Linked DNA regions of Homo sapiens: region 1 is linked to region 2. A link is a contact called in ENCODE Hi-C or POLR2A ChIA-PET data. All regions are on one chromosome and are shown on one strand. Each heading gives the region's core, a stretch centred on a gene start or an enhancer-like site at or near the end of the contact. The rest is flanking DNA. Distances are from core to core; before and after follow the strand shown. Region 1 overlaps RNGTT (RNA guanylyltransferase and 5'-phosphatase). Region 2 overlaps RNGTT (RNA guanylyltransferase and 5'-phosphatase).

What was found. Hi-C counts contacts between places; a loop is a spot of excess contacts on that map. ChIA-PET counts read pairs that join two places held with the same protein, here RNA polymerase II (POLR2A). Pooled maps may share reads with other maps.
Region 1: a loop to region 2 is called in a map with no recorded cell type, with 7 times the contacts of the local background. The contact joins two enhancer-like sites. A Hi-C loop is called at or near these places in 1 of 168 maps with a recorded cell type or tissue (B cell), 13 of 37 single-sample maps with no recorded cell type and 4 of 50 pooled maps. POLR2A ChIA-PET finds 5 or more read pairs at or near these places in 2 of 52 experiments (OCI-LY7 and activated CD4-positive, alpha-beta T cell).

What each region holds. Positions count from the first base shown.
Region 1 is chr6:88,756,550-88,763,226 of GRCh38, forward strand. The region is part of intron 13 of RNGTT (RNA guanylyltransferase and 5'-phosphatase); the gene reads right to left. Among named protein-coding and RNA genes, the nearest start is that of RNGTT, 200 kb to the right of the region's middle. Within about 2 kb of position 5,307, at least 3 of the 41 ENCODE cell types and tissues checked have a DNase peak (open chromatin) inside an H3K27ac peak, as active enhancers do; they include B cell and OCI-LY7, where a contact is called at or near this core.
Region 2 is chr6:88,614,023-88,619,858 of GRCh38, forward strand. RNGTT (RNA guanylyltransferase and 5'-phosphatase) reads right to left here. Exons shown (of 16, transcript NM_003800.5): 15 at 250-373. Among named protein-coding and RNA genes, the nearest start is that of RNGTT, 350 kb to the right of the region's middle. Within about 2 kb of position 2,114, at least 3 of the 41 ENCODE cell types and tissues checked have a DNase peak (open chromatin) inside an H3K27ac peak, as active enhancers do; they include B cell and OCI-LY7, where a contact is called at or near this core.

The sequences.
Region 1 (6,677 bases), core at 4,057-6,556, 150 kb after region 2:
ATGGACTAAATTCTTGTGTTAAAAATAAGAGGCTACAGACTGAGTTAAATAAAACCAACTATATTTTCAAGTACACACTTAGAAAGTAAAGGAATTTTTCCAATGAAGGATTGAGTTTGATGCTTGAAAATAATGACTATATTGACTACATACAAATTATGCTTTATAATTACATTCTTAATAGATAACCTCCAGGTTTTAACAAGACAGCATCAAATCAGGAAAACTCAAAAAACATGGCTTTGGGGTTTACTCTAGTTTGTTCACTTGGAGCTAAGTGCTAGCAACGTCGGGGAAACTGTCCAGAGTGAAGGTCAAGGAAAACGCTGGATGGACAGGTTGGGAGAGTGAAGGTTATTAGCTTTTTATGACTCTTGTATCCTCAGACTAAAACCCTAAAAAAATTACACAATTTTATCACAAAAAAACAAATTGTCTTTAATGAACCACTTTTCAGTTTTAACAACTAACATCCACTATGCCACACTGCTACATTACCAACTAATTTCACAAAAGGACTAGTCATCAAACACGTAACCACACACTGATACACTATAAATGTATATCAGTTACTGGTCCCTGAGGATATGTGATCATGTATTTGCTATGTCCGAAAACCAGAGGATCTCAGCATGATAGTTTTGGCAATGACCTACCACAGTGAAACAAAAAGGATGGAGATACATGAATGGGAGAAAAGATCCACAACAAATTCAAGGAAAAGCAAGCAGGACAGGTAGTATTAGTATCAAGCTAGGATGAATTTAGGATTAAAAGCAATAAAAAGAAGTACATGATTTAATAACAAAAAGCATGATTTGGGTGACAGAAATATCAATTGTATATCTGGAGAAATCAAACCTAGTATCTAAATACAAAGGTATTAAATATGCAAAGCAAACTTAATTATAATGTAAGGCTTCAAGTATCTCTTATATGGGGTAGAGCTAGTAAAGAGAGTAAAGGAATTTACTAATATAAACTTTAATACTTAATTGCATAATCAAAGAGAAAATGTTGTATTCTTTAAATAGTAAAAATAATTTCACTGTTGTTATGTCTAAGAAATATCCAGAAAAGACAACATATGATGTTATAGACAAGATTAACAAAATGTTTTCAAAAGATTTTACAGACTAAATTTTCTGATTAAATTCAATGAAAGTAGGAACAAATAACAAAACATAACAAAATACATTTGGTTGAAAAGACAAAGACATATTTTGAAGTCACACTATAAGATTTGAAGTCACACTATAAGTTTTGACAGGCCAACCATGTAGCTAAATTTTTTGAAAGTTAATTCTAAACTCTTTGAAATTTTCCAACCTCAGATTCCAAAAAGCAACTTTTACTCCTATTGTTACATGTTTAAGTAACAGTCTTAGGCAATCTTCATCTGTCATATAAGCATTATCTTAAGTTTCAGTATACCATACATCAGACACATGGTTATTTAAGTGATTTAAAAGATTTCAAAACTATTTTTAAATGATTTCATATCTGTTTTTTCTTCTGTGCTTCAAATTCAGTTATCTCAGATTGTTTTTACTTATTTGATAGTCTTTGTCTCTATATTGCTTCATTTTAAAAGGTCAATGCTCCCTCCTCGTAAGAGAGAGAAAAACAAAAAGCCCTTAAGTGATTAACGTTTGGCAAAAGTGTTTGTGAATTGTTCCTTAATAATTACAATTTTTGATAAGAAATTACCAAAATTAATTTTATAACTGCTGTGATAATTGTAATTCAGAAATTCAATTTAGAAAATAATCACTGAATACACTCCAGTGCCCGGTACACAGAAAGGAATAAATGAACTAACGCTCAACCAAGAAGGGGATAGTCAAGTACACAAGGCAAGCCTCAGAGCTATTATACTTTCGTCGAAAGGTGTCTATTGCTCCAGGTAGTTTTTGACCATCTGAAATTATGTATATTTTAAGTAAAAATTCCTCAGATTTTGTTTGATGAAACTGACATATTTGAATAATACAGAGACCCTTTAAAAAACACAGAATGTTCCACATTTGGGATTTGTTTAATGCTTCCTCATTATCAGATTAGAGCTAGATACCCATAGTCAGAATGCTAGGTATAGTACTGAACTAGTACATAATGTTCATTTTATCCTCACTGCTGATGTTAACTCTGATAAGCTAGTAAGGGGTTGTCCAATTTCTCAACTCTCTAGTCTATTATTTTGCCCTTGCAAGTTATAAGCAATCCACAGAAAGACATTTACAACCATGAAAATATCTTATAAAAATTTCCCTCCCAGACTTAGCATCCATTGATTATTCTTTTTTATTTATTTTTGCTGTATTTTATTTATTTATTTTTTTATTATACTTTAAGTTCTGGGGTACATGTGCACAATGTGCAGGTTTGTTACATATGTATACATGTGCCATGTTGGTGTGCTTCACCCATTAACTCCATTGATTATTCTCACTAGAGCTGATCTTTACTATGGTGGTGGCAAAATAATTTTCCAAATCCAGGACTCAGAACATTTACCAATCAGCATTCTGCTAAAAGCTAAACCATCTCTTCTGCTCATTTATTACCAGTATGGCAGTATGGACTCATAGATTCCTATTTTTAGCAAAGTTCATAATTCATTACTGTCCTTCTGGTGTCCACACTATATCCCAGATCTGGCCAGTGGGAGCACCTTCAAGTTGGCTCCTGCATCCTTTCGACATACATTGTTTTTGTTGGGTTGGGGATGTACTTTCTTACTTTCTGGCATAAGAAGGTATTCTATGCCTATCCTGCATCCTCCCTACCCGGCTCTAGAATAAGACATTTCTCTGAAGATCTCTGGTTCTTTTTGGTGAGGAATGGTGTTAGACACCAAAATCTTCGTGCTGGATATGCTTATTATTACCAGGGTGCCTCTGCTTATAGGTCCTGTCAGTGGACAGAGCTAGGAAATGAGTTTATGTGTATCACATATTACATACACAAACACAATCATGTATATGTATTCATATACATGCACATACATGTGAACATATATATTCAAATATTTTAAAAATTCTAATCCATCTCACAGAGTTCTTCACTGCCTTCCTCCATTTCATATTTGTATCTTTCTCCTTCCTCACTGAGAACCCTGACTCCCAACATCAGTACCCATTTGCTCAATCCTACAACACTTCTAAAGTAGTTTGGCGTTTCACAACCATAATTACAGCAAAAAACAAACCTAATAAAAAAGGAGTTCAAGATTTGTTTGCAGTTCTTCCCATCTCATCTCTCATGAGGGTCTGCATTCAAATCCTATGTTCCTAAGTTACTTCATTTTCCCCCCCACCAACTTCAATGTGATTCAAAGTAGGAATTTAACTAATATTTAATCTATATAATATCCACCAGGTAACAAGCTTTTTATAACATAAAAGGTAACTTAGAGAAATTGCAATTAATGAAAATATATATTAATTGAGAAAAATCACATAAGCGAAAGGTACTAATGTAAAGAATAGTGTTAAAATGAATATGAAAATTAAATTCCAAAGAATCAAATTATAAAACAAAGGTGATATATACTTCTATTTAGTAAATTAACAAGTAAAAATAAGTAATTTGACTCCAGTGAGGTCATAAGTAGATGTTTTAAAGCCACATGCTCCTTTTCTCCTACTAGTTACTTGTAGACACTTTGATTATGATGTTGGTTTTTGGTAAGCGGCCTGGGAAAGATTTTCTGCTGAATGCAGGAAGGATGAAATAACAGAGGAAACAAGAGTTACTAATACCCAAGAGATAACCAGGCAAAGGAACTGAAAAGAGTTCAGTCACAGCTCCTCCTTGCCTCTCCTAGGCACACTGGAAGTAAAACATAATCAAGAATGTTAACAGTAGTAACCATTCAAAGACTGAAAGCCAACGAAGCATTTGTCTTAAAATATGTTTGGGTGATGAGAATATTTTCAAATAAGAAAGCAGTTACTATGGGTCATTTGCTAAATAATAAAAATAGCTATATTATACATAAAAAAATACAACCAGCTACATACCAAATAGCTTAGTCATTAAGCATACTATAATAATAGTGATTACATTAGTGTTTTATGTCTATTTCTTTAAAATAATTTTTAAATAAAATATAAATGAAAGAATTAAACATTTCATTTTGTGAAAGAGGCAGAGGGTAGAAAACAGAAAAATGCTGCTCAGCAAAGTAGTAAGACTTTTTCCCCCATACTTAATCCTTCCTTATATAAGAACAGTTCTTCAACATTCAGAAAAATATTTTACCACCACAATTTCCTTCTCAAAAAGAGTAACACTAATTCAAATAAGCATGAGAAAACGATTTTTTTTTTTTTTTCCCAGAGATGAGATCTTGCTGTATTGCACAGGCTGGATTCAAACTCCTAGGGCTCAAGCAATCCTCCTGCCTCAGCTTCCAAACCCAGCTCATTCTATTTTTTTTTTTAATGAATTGAAGCAAAAGAAATACACACACACACACACACACACACACACACACACATACACTCTAGTCAGCAGAGTAAAAAGACTTTTCCGATAGGAAGTAAAGGAGACCATGCAGTCAATTCTATATATTCCATTCTGCTTGCTAGGAAGCTAGCATTTCTCAGTTTTAAATGTGCAGACCTTACCTGGTTAACAAACCAGAACCTTCTGGCCAGGCATGTTGGCTCACACCTGTAATCCCAGCACTTTGGGAGGCCGAGGCACGTGGATCACTTGAGGTCAGGAGTTTGCGACCAGCCTGGCCAACACTGTGAAACCCCACCCCTATTAAAATTATAAAAAATCAGCCCAGCATGGTGGCAGGCACCTGTAATCCCAGCTACTCTGGAGGCTGAAGCAGGAGAATCGCTTGAACCCGGGAGGTGGACGGTACAGTGAGCTGAGATTGCACCACTGCACTCCAGCCTGGGCAACAGAGTAAGTCTCTATCTCAAAACAAACAAACAACAACAAAAATACCTAAGCCTCCCAATACAAGTGGGAGGCCAGATCCCCTTAAAGAAGGTATTGCAATACTACTACAACCATGTACAGTACTGTAAATCCACAGTTGGCAAACTATAGTCTACAGGCCACATCTGGCCTCACACCTGTTTTTGTAAATAAAGTTTCACTGTGACACAGTCATGCTCACTCATACACATATTGTCTAGCTTTGATTTAGCACCACAATGGTAGACTTGAGTAGTTGAGATACATAGGCAACAAACCCTAAAATATTGACTATCTGGCCTTTCATAGAAAAAAAGTGCTGACCCTTGCTGTAAATCTTCCAACAGTTTTTCAAAGGATGAGCAGCATTTGCTAAAGTGATTGTTCTGGTAATCCCCGATGGGTAATCCCCTAGTGGTCGTGTCTGTTTAAAGTAAGTGTCTGGTAACCCCCTAGTGGTACGGATGTTCTTTCTTTCAAAAGAAAAATCTAATAAAAAAATTATAATCCAAAAGAAAGAACACCCAGACCACTAGGGGATTACCAGACACTTACTTTAAACAGACACGAATTGCCAGGAACCCAAAATGCCACTGCAGTCCGTAAGTTAAATGGAGAGCTTAGGGTAATCAGGTGATAAATGGATTACTGGCTCAAGTTTAAATCTAAGTGTGACGGTATGTCCACAAATACAACCTGCGGTTATTTTCCAGTTACTGGATGTATAACTGGAAGAGAAATACTTGGAAAACGAATTTCCACATTGGCTGTCTGACCCACGGAATAAGGGTCATTATGCTAGGAAAGGCCAAATAAAAGCCCCTTCAACCAGCCTTCCCTACCAGGGAAATAAACCAAAAGCAGTAACATATCTCCAAGGGAAATACAAAAATTAGTACCACCATCAGAGATTTAGAATGATTTTTGATTATCATAAATTTAATCATGTTAAACCAAGTGCAGCTGCCATTTCAGATGTGCTGTCTTTAACGAAACCAATCAATGTAGCCTCTAAAATCTTATATACAAGTTGGCAAATACTTTTTTCTCTGTACCAATCTGTGGTACTATCAGAAGACATCTGCCTTTGCCTAGAATGACCAATAGTATATCTTGCAGCCACAGCATACTGCTTTTCTGCTCTCTGCCACAGTAGAATCTACAGAGACAGTGGTCTTTTTAAAAAATAGTAAATATATATTTAGTATTTATTATGTAACATGCAGTAGTTTAAAGGACTTACATGTATTATGTCATTAAAGTCCCACACGAGGTAGGCACTATTATCCACATAATGAAGTTACAGAAACACAAGCAACAGAGAGAGAACCTGAGTAAAGAGTGGCAGAGCTTGAATTGAAATCCAGCTGGCATAATATCCAGAGTCTCTTTGCTTAAGAGGATCCACTACAGTCGTCTAAATGAAAGGTATTTTCTTTTTCCTTTTTTTTAAGGAAGGGTCTCACTCTGTCACTCAGGCTGGAGTGCAGTGGCCCCACCACAGCTCACTGTAGCCCCAACCTCCCCAGGCTCAGGTGTTCCTCCCACCTTAGCCTCCAAGTAGCTGGGACTACAGGCATGTGCCATCATGGCCAGCTTTTTTTTTTTTTTTTTTTTTTTTTTGTATTTCTTGTTAGAAATGGGGTTTCACCAGGTTGCCCAGGCTGGTCTCAAACTCCTGGACTCAAGCACTATGCCCACCTCAGACATCTCAAAGTGCTGGGACTACAGGAGTG
Region 2 (5,836 bases), core at 864-3,363:
GCCCAGTATCCTGCCCTTTAAACTTCTCTTTTGGGTGCATGGGCACAAGATCACCAGTTTAGAGAGTAGAACCTACAAGCCAACTGGAGCCAAACAGAATACAGACTTGACGTATCTTTCCCATCAAACAAGGATGAAGTCCAAATGACTATGCCCCATTAAGCAAAACAACAAAGGCAGCACACTTTGGGTCTAACACCTTAATTTTTGTTTTAAATATAATAAGCACTGGTAAGTTGTCATACTCACCCATGGCAGTGTTGTAGGCATTAGGAAAACTTTTGTCTGTTCTCTGTCTCATGAAGACCCAGCTGTTGTTCTCAAATTTGCATTCTATAATTTTGTTGTCATACTGTTTCAGCTCTTTTGTCACCTGTTTTGAAAGAGAATTGAGGAAAATATTTAAATAACTTGAAAGGCTTTTTGCTTCTACTATGTGACAGGCACATTAGGAAATGATAAAAATACCTCAGTAACTCTTCATGCAGAGAGCTCTTTGTCATCTGAAGTATCTAATCAAGCTTAAGGTATGGTGTGCACTCCCTTGTACACATGCTCACTTATCCGACATTTTATAAATAATTGTGAAAATGGCTGTCAATATATAGCAATTAAAAGAAGCTAGGCAGAAACCAGCCATGCTGGGCCAAATGCAAATATGTTACCATGGGGACCAATACCTTCAATATTGTCTGTGTCTCTACGGCTTTCAGAAATTGAGTATACTGCCTAGGTTTCATCAACTTTCAGAAAGGTCTAACCATCTAAATTCCTATGTTAAAATCTAAGAAATGCCGTGTACTAGTTAAATGAAAAAGTTACATATCAATAGTGAATACTAGGATCAAATTCAGGCAATGTACATCCTAAATATTTTGCTTTCCAAGCAGTGACAATTAACCAACAATCTAATCTTCAGGAAACTTAGCCTTTCCATCCCCAAACTAGTACAAATTTACAGATGAAGCTATTTGTGACATTAGTTGATGGGTTTTTTGGCTTCTTCACCTCAGATGACTGAATATGGATACTCTATCAAAGCTAACAAGTATCCATGGTAACTACGAACCTTTTAAAAGATATTTCACTGGGCTGTGAGAATGGTTTTCATAAATAGGAACCTAAGCTTATCTTTGTAGTTTTCAAATCAAATGCCAGTCATGGTAATATTTTAATTCTGTCCTCATCTTTCATGGCTAACAACTTTTCCTCACAATATGGTAGACTGCAATCATTTAACTTCATTAGCATTATCTGAAACATTCTCATTTTTCTACCCACATATTCACTACCACCTAGGAATATGACGAGAAGTAAGTTTTTAAAAGATGCTTTCAATTCGCAGATTAGGCAGCACATGTCTTCATAAAAACTTTCAAACTATATTCCTTTCCCTTTACATTTGATTGTACCATCTGCATTTTCAACAAATCCAACAGGTGCAATACACTCAGTGGTTTTGGAACTAGACATGCCCAAAAAAGTGATATTCCAAGTAGCAAACTTGCCAAATTTATCCTCAAATATTCATTATTTTAGTCTCAATTCTCTTGCCTTGCTTTCTAGGGACCCATTCTTTTATTTTGGAAACACTGTGTATATGCAAGTATTGGACAACTCATTCAGTTAGGTAAACACAGTTTTGCTATACCACATGTAAGGTCTAACAGAAATAAGTTTCTAAACCTTTCAGTGTCTATTTCCTAATTTCTAAAATGGGGAACAAGTTCCTAATTTACTGGGTCACTGAAAGAATAATAATTGAAAGTGCCTGGGACATAGAACAATCAGTAAAATTGTTAACCAAATATAAAATTAGGCAATGAAACATTGCTTTTTAAAATCTGTGGTAAAAAAACATTGAATTTTCCATCTTAACCATTTTTAAGTGTACAGTTCAGCAATGCTAAGTGTATGTCTAGAACTTTTCCATCTTGCAACACTGAAATGCTATACTCCCTAAACACTAATTGCCCCCCTTCCCCTCTACCCAGACCTTGATAACTGCCTTTCTACTTTCTGTTTCTATGATTTTGACTACTTTAGATACTTCATACGAGTATTAACAGAATCACACACTATTTGTCCTTTTGTGATTGGCTTGTTTCACTTAGCATAATGTCCTTGAGGTTTATTCATGTTGTAGCATGTGACAGAAATTCTTTCTTTTTAAAGGTAGAATAATATTCCACTGTATGTATACACCACATTTTCTTTAGCCATTCATCTGTCAATGGACACGTGGGCTGCTTCTACCTCTTGGCTATTTTGGATAATGTTGCAAAGAACGTGGGTGTGAAAATATCTCTTTGAGATCCGGTTTTAAATTATTTTGGCTATACACCCAGAGGCAGTATCACTGGATCATAATTTTATTTTTAATCTTTTGAGGACCCCTTTGTTTTCCATAATGGCTGCATCAATTTACATTCTCACTAACAGTATGCAAGGGTTCCAATGTCACATCCTTAACACCTGTTAGTTTTTGTTCCTTTTTTTTTTAAAAAAAATTGACGCCCATTGTTTACTGTGCTCTAATTTAAACTTTTTGTTCTTTCATAGTGGCCATCCTGATGGTGTCAGGTGCTATCTCATTGTGGTCTTGATTTGCATTTCACTAATGACTGAGAATCTTTCCATGTGCTTATTGGCTGTATACTTTCTTCAGTATACTTTCTTCAGTATACAAGAAACTTTGTCAATTTTTTTAATTGGGTTGTTTATTGTTGTTGAGATGTAGGAGTTCCTTATATATTCTGGACATTAACTTCTTATCAGATGTACAATTTGCAATTATTTTCTCCCATTCTGTAGGCTGCCTTTTCACACTGCTGATTGATTCCTTTGATGTACATAAGTTTTTAACTTTGATGTAGTCCTCTTTGTCTATTTTTTATTTTGTTGCCTATGATTTTGGTGTTGCACACAAGAAATCATTGCCTAATCCAATGTCCTAAAGATTTGTCCTGGCCGGGCACAGTGGCTCACGCCTGTAATCCCAGCACTTTGGGAGGCCGAGGTGGGCAGATCATGAGGTCAGATCGAGACCATCCTGGCTAACACAGTGAAACCCTGTCTCTACTAAAAATACAAAAAGATTAGCCGGGCGTGGTGGCAGGTGCCTGCAGTCCCAGCTACTCGGGAGGCTGAGGCAGGATAATGGCATGAACCTGGGAGGCGGAGCTTGCAGTGAGCTGAGATCGTGCCACTGCACTCCAGCCTGGGCAAGAGAGGGAGACTCCATCTCCAAAAAAAAGATTTCTCCTATGTTATCTTTTACAAGTTTAATAGTTTAAGGTCTTATGTTTTGGTCTTTATTTTTGTGTTAATTTTTGTATATGGTGTAAGGTAGGGGTTCAACTTCATTCTTTTGCATGTGGATATTGCTTTCCCAACACTGTTAGTTGAAGATATTGATTGTCCCTTCCCATTGTGTAGTATTGGCGCCCTTGTGGCAAATCATTTGGCCATATATGCAATGATTTATTTCTGGGCTCTCTATTCTGCTCCATTGATTTGTATCTCTATCTTTATGCCAGTAATTAAGTATGCCATCTAAATTAGATGCTTTGAAGTATGTTTTGAAATCAGGAAGTGTGAGGCCTCCAACTTTGTTCTTTCTCAAGATTGTTTTGGCCTTTTGGGGTCTATTGAGATTCTGTATGAATTTTAAGATAGTTTTTTAATTTCTGCAAAAAATACTATTGGGATTTTGATAGGGGTGGAATGCATTTTAGTAGTATAGATGTTTTAACAATATTAAGTCTTCCAATCCACAAGCACCAATGTCTTTCTATTTATTTGTATCTTCTTTGATTTCTTTCAGCAAGAAACACTGCTTAATTAAAAAAAAAAAACCTTAGAAGTAAATTTACTAAAGGAACCATGATGACATAGGAAGGCTGACTTTGAAAACAGCTGTCAAGAAAATTTTATCATATGTACTTTACAAGAATGGCTTGCTAGTCAACAATGTGTAGTCTGCACTTTTGCTGACTAGCAACTGTGGTCTTTATCATATAGCTTATCATTCTTGTGTTCTCAGTTTCAGAATTGCTATAAATTATGTTACTCAATCTGACTGTAACAATTAAGCAGTACTATTAACTATCTGTGTATCTCCTTGGCCACTAAAAATCTGGTAAACAGAGCTTTCCAGAAAATGCACGTACCTGCCACTACTAACCTAAACGTATTTCCGTATTTAAGAACAATACATCATTCTTCATTGATCACACCAGTTATAGTCCCAAGATAGATGCACTACAAGTTACTCATTTGGTTAGGTGGTAAAATATATTTAACTAATAAAAATAATATCTCCCACATGTATACAAACTAAAAACAGTTTCCAATAATGGTCGGATCAAAAGAATGACCGGTATAAGGGAGAGGAGTTTAATTTTAGATCTAATTTGTTACTATGACAATAATCATCCTCAGCCAATTACATATTATTATTTACTAAAACAGGACCCCATCAGGTCTTCTAATCAACTGTTATCCTAGTTTGAGTTAATGAGACCTTGAAAGTAAAAAGAATAAAATATTTATAAAACAAGATTTCACATCTGTACCCCAAATTACATTGAACTGATGAGGTTTTACTGTTTCTGAAAAAAACAGAGCAACACACCATATATTTTATGTTGAAAAAAATTTGTTGCCTGTATCCATCTGATTGCATACCACACTTTTATACTATTTGAATCTATAAATAATCTGGGGTTAAGAAACTATCAGATGAAAACGGATCTAGTACTTCTCAAGATTTTAAATTAGCAGCTCAAAGAAAAGTTTCACTTATTAATTTTGGCATTCATCTGTAACTCTTGCCTGAGCAATTATTCCTGCGGTGTTCTAATGGGATTTTTCTGTATCCTCCATTCCTTCTACATCTATTATCTAGAGTTCTTCCATAAGAAAGATTTGTCCCTTCTCCCCTATTTATTCATTTAATTGCTTATCTGTATTGGTATGGACTCATGGATATTTATTTTATTATTTGGTTTATAATAAAATACTCGTCACTTATTTCATTGCTCAAATTGTTCTAGTTTTGGCCACTGAAAACTCTCAGGTTGGCTTCCATGTCTTTTTATCTTGCTTCCACCTTTTCTCCATGGGGCTCCCTACCACAGATTTTTCTTTTTTTTTTTCTGAGACAAAGTCTCAGTCTGTCACCCAGGTTGGAGTGCAGTGGTGCGGTCACAGCTCACTGCAGCCTCAACTTCCTTGGCTCAAGTCATCCTCCCGCCTCAGCCTCCCAAGCAGTTGAGACCACAGTTGTGCACTACCACACCTGGCTAATATTGCAATTTTTTTTGTAGAGATGGGGTATCCCCATGTTGTTCAGGATGGTCTCAAACTCCTGGGCTTAAGCAATCCTCTGGCCTTGGCCTCCCAAAGTGCTGGGATTACATGGGTGAGCCACTGCACCCAGCCCATTGGGGATTTTTTTAAAGAACAGAATTACTCTTCAACAGTCCAGGTTATGCTAAGAAAGTACTGCCACAACTTATTTTGGTCAGAATTAAAAATTATTATTAAGAAGAAGGACAGAGGGAGAAAGAAGGAAAGAAGAACGGGGGTGTGGAATGAATATATGAGACTATAAATAAATTTTTGTACATAGAGTTAAACTAAATTGACCATTTTTTTCTTTTCTGAAGTTATAATTCTACCTTTTGATAATTCAAAATCTACTTCTATAGTGTGACAGAAGGTGGATTTTTTAAACATATCTCAAGTAAATGAACTCAAACAAAAATCTTGTTTTCACGTAAATAACTTTGGTTTTTAGTTCTTATGAAGGCAGAGAAAATAAAACATATAC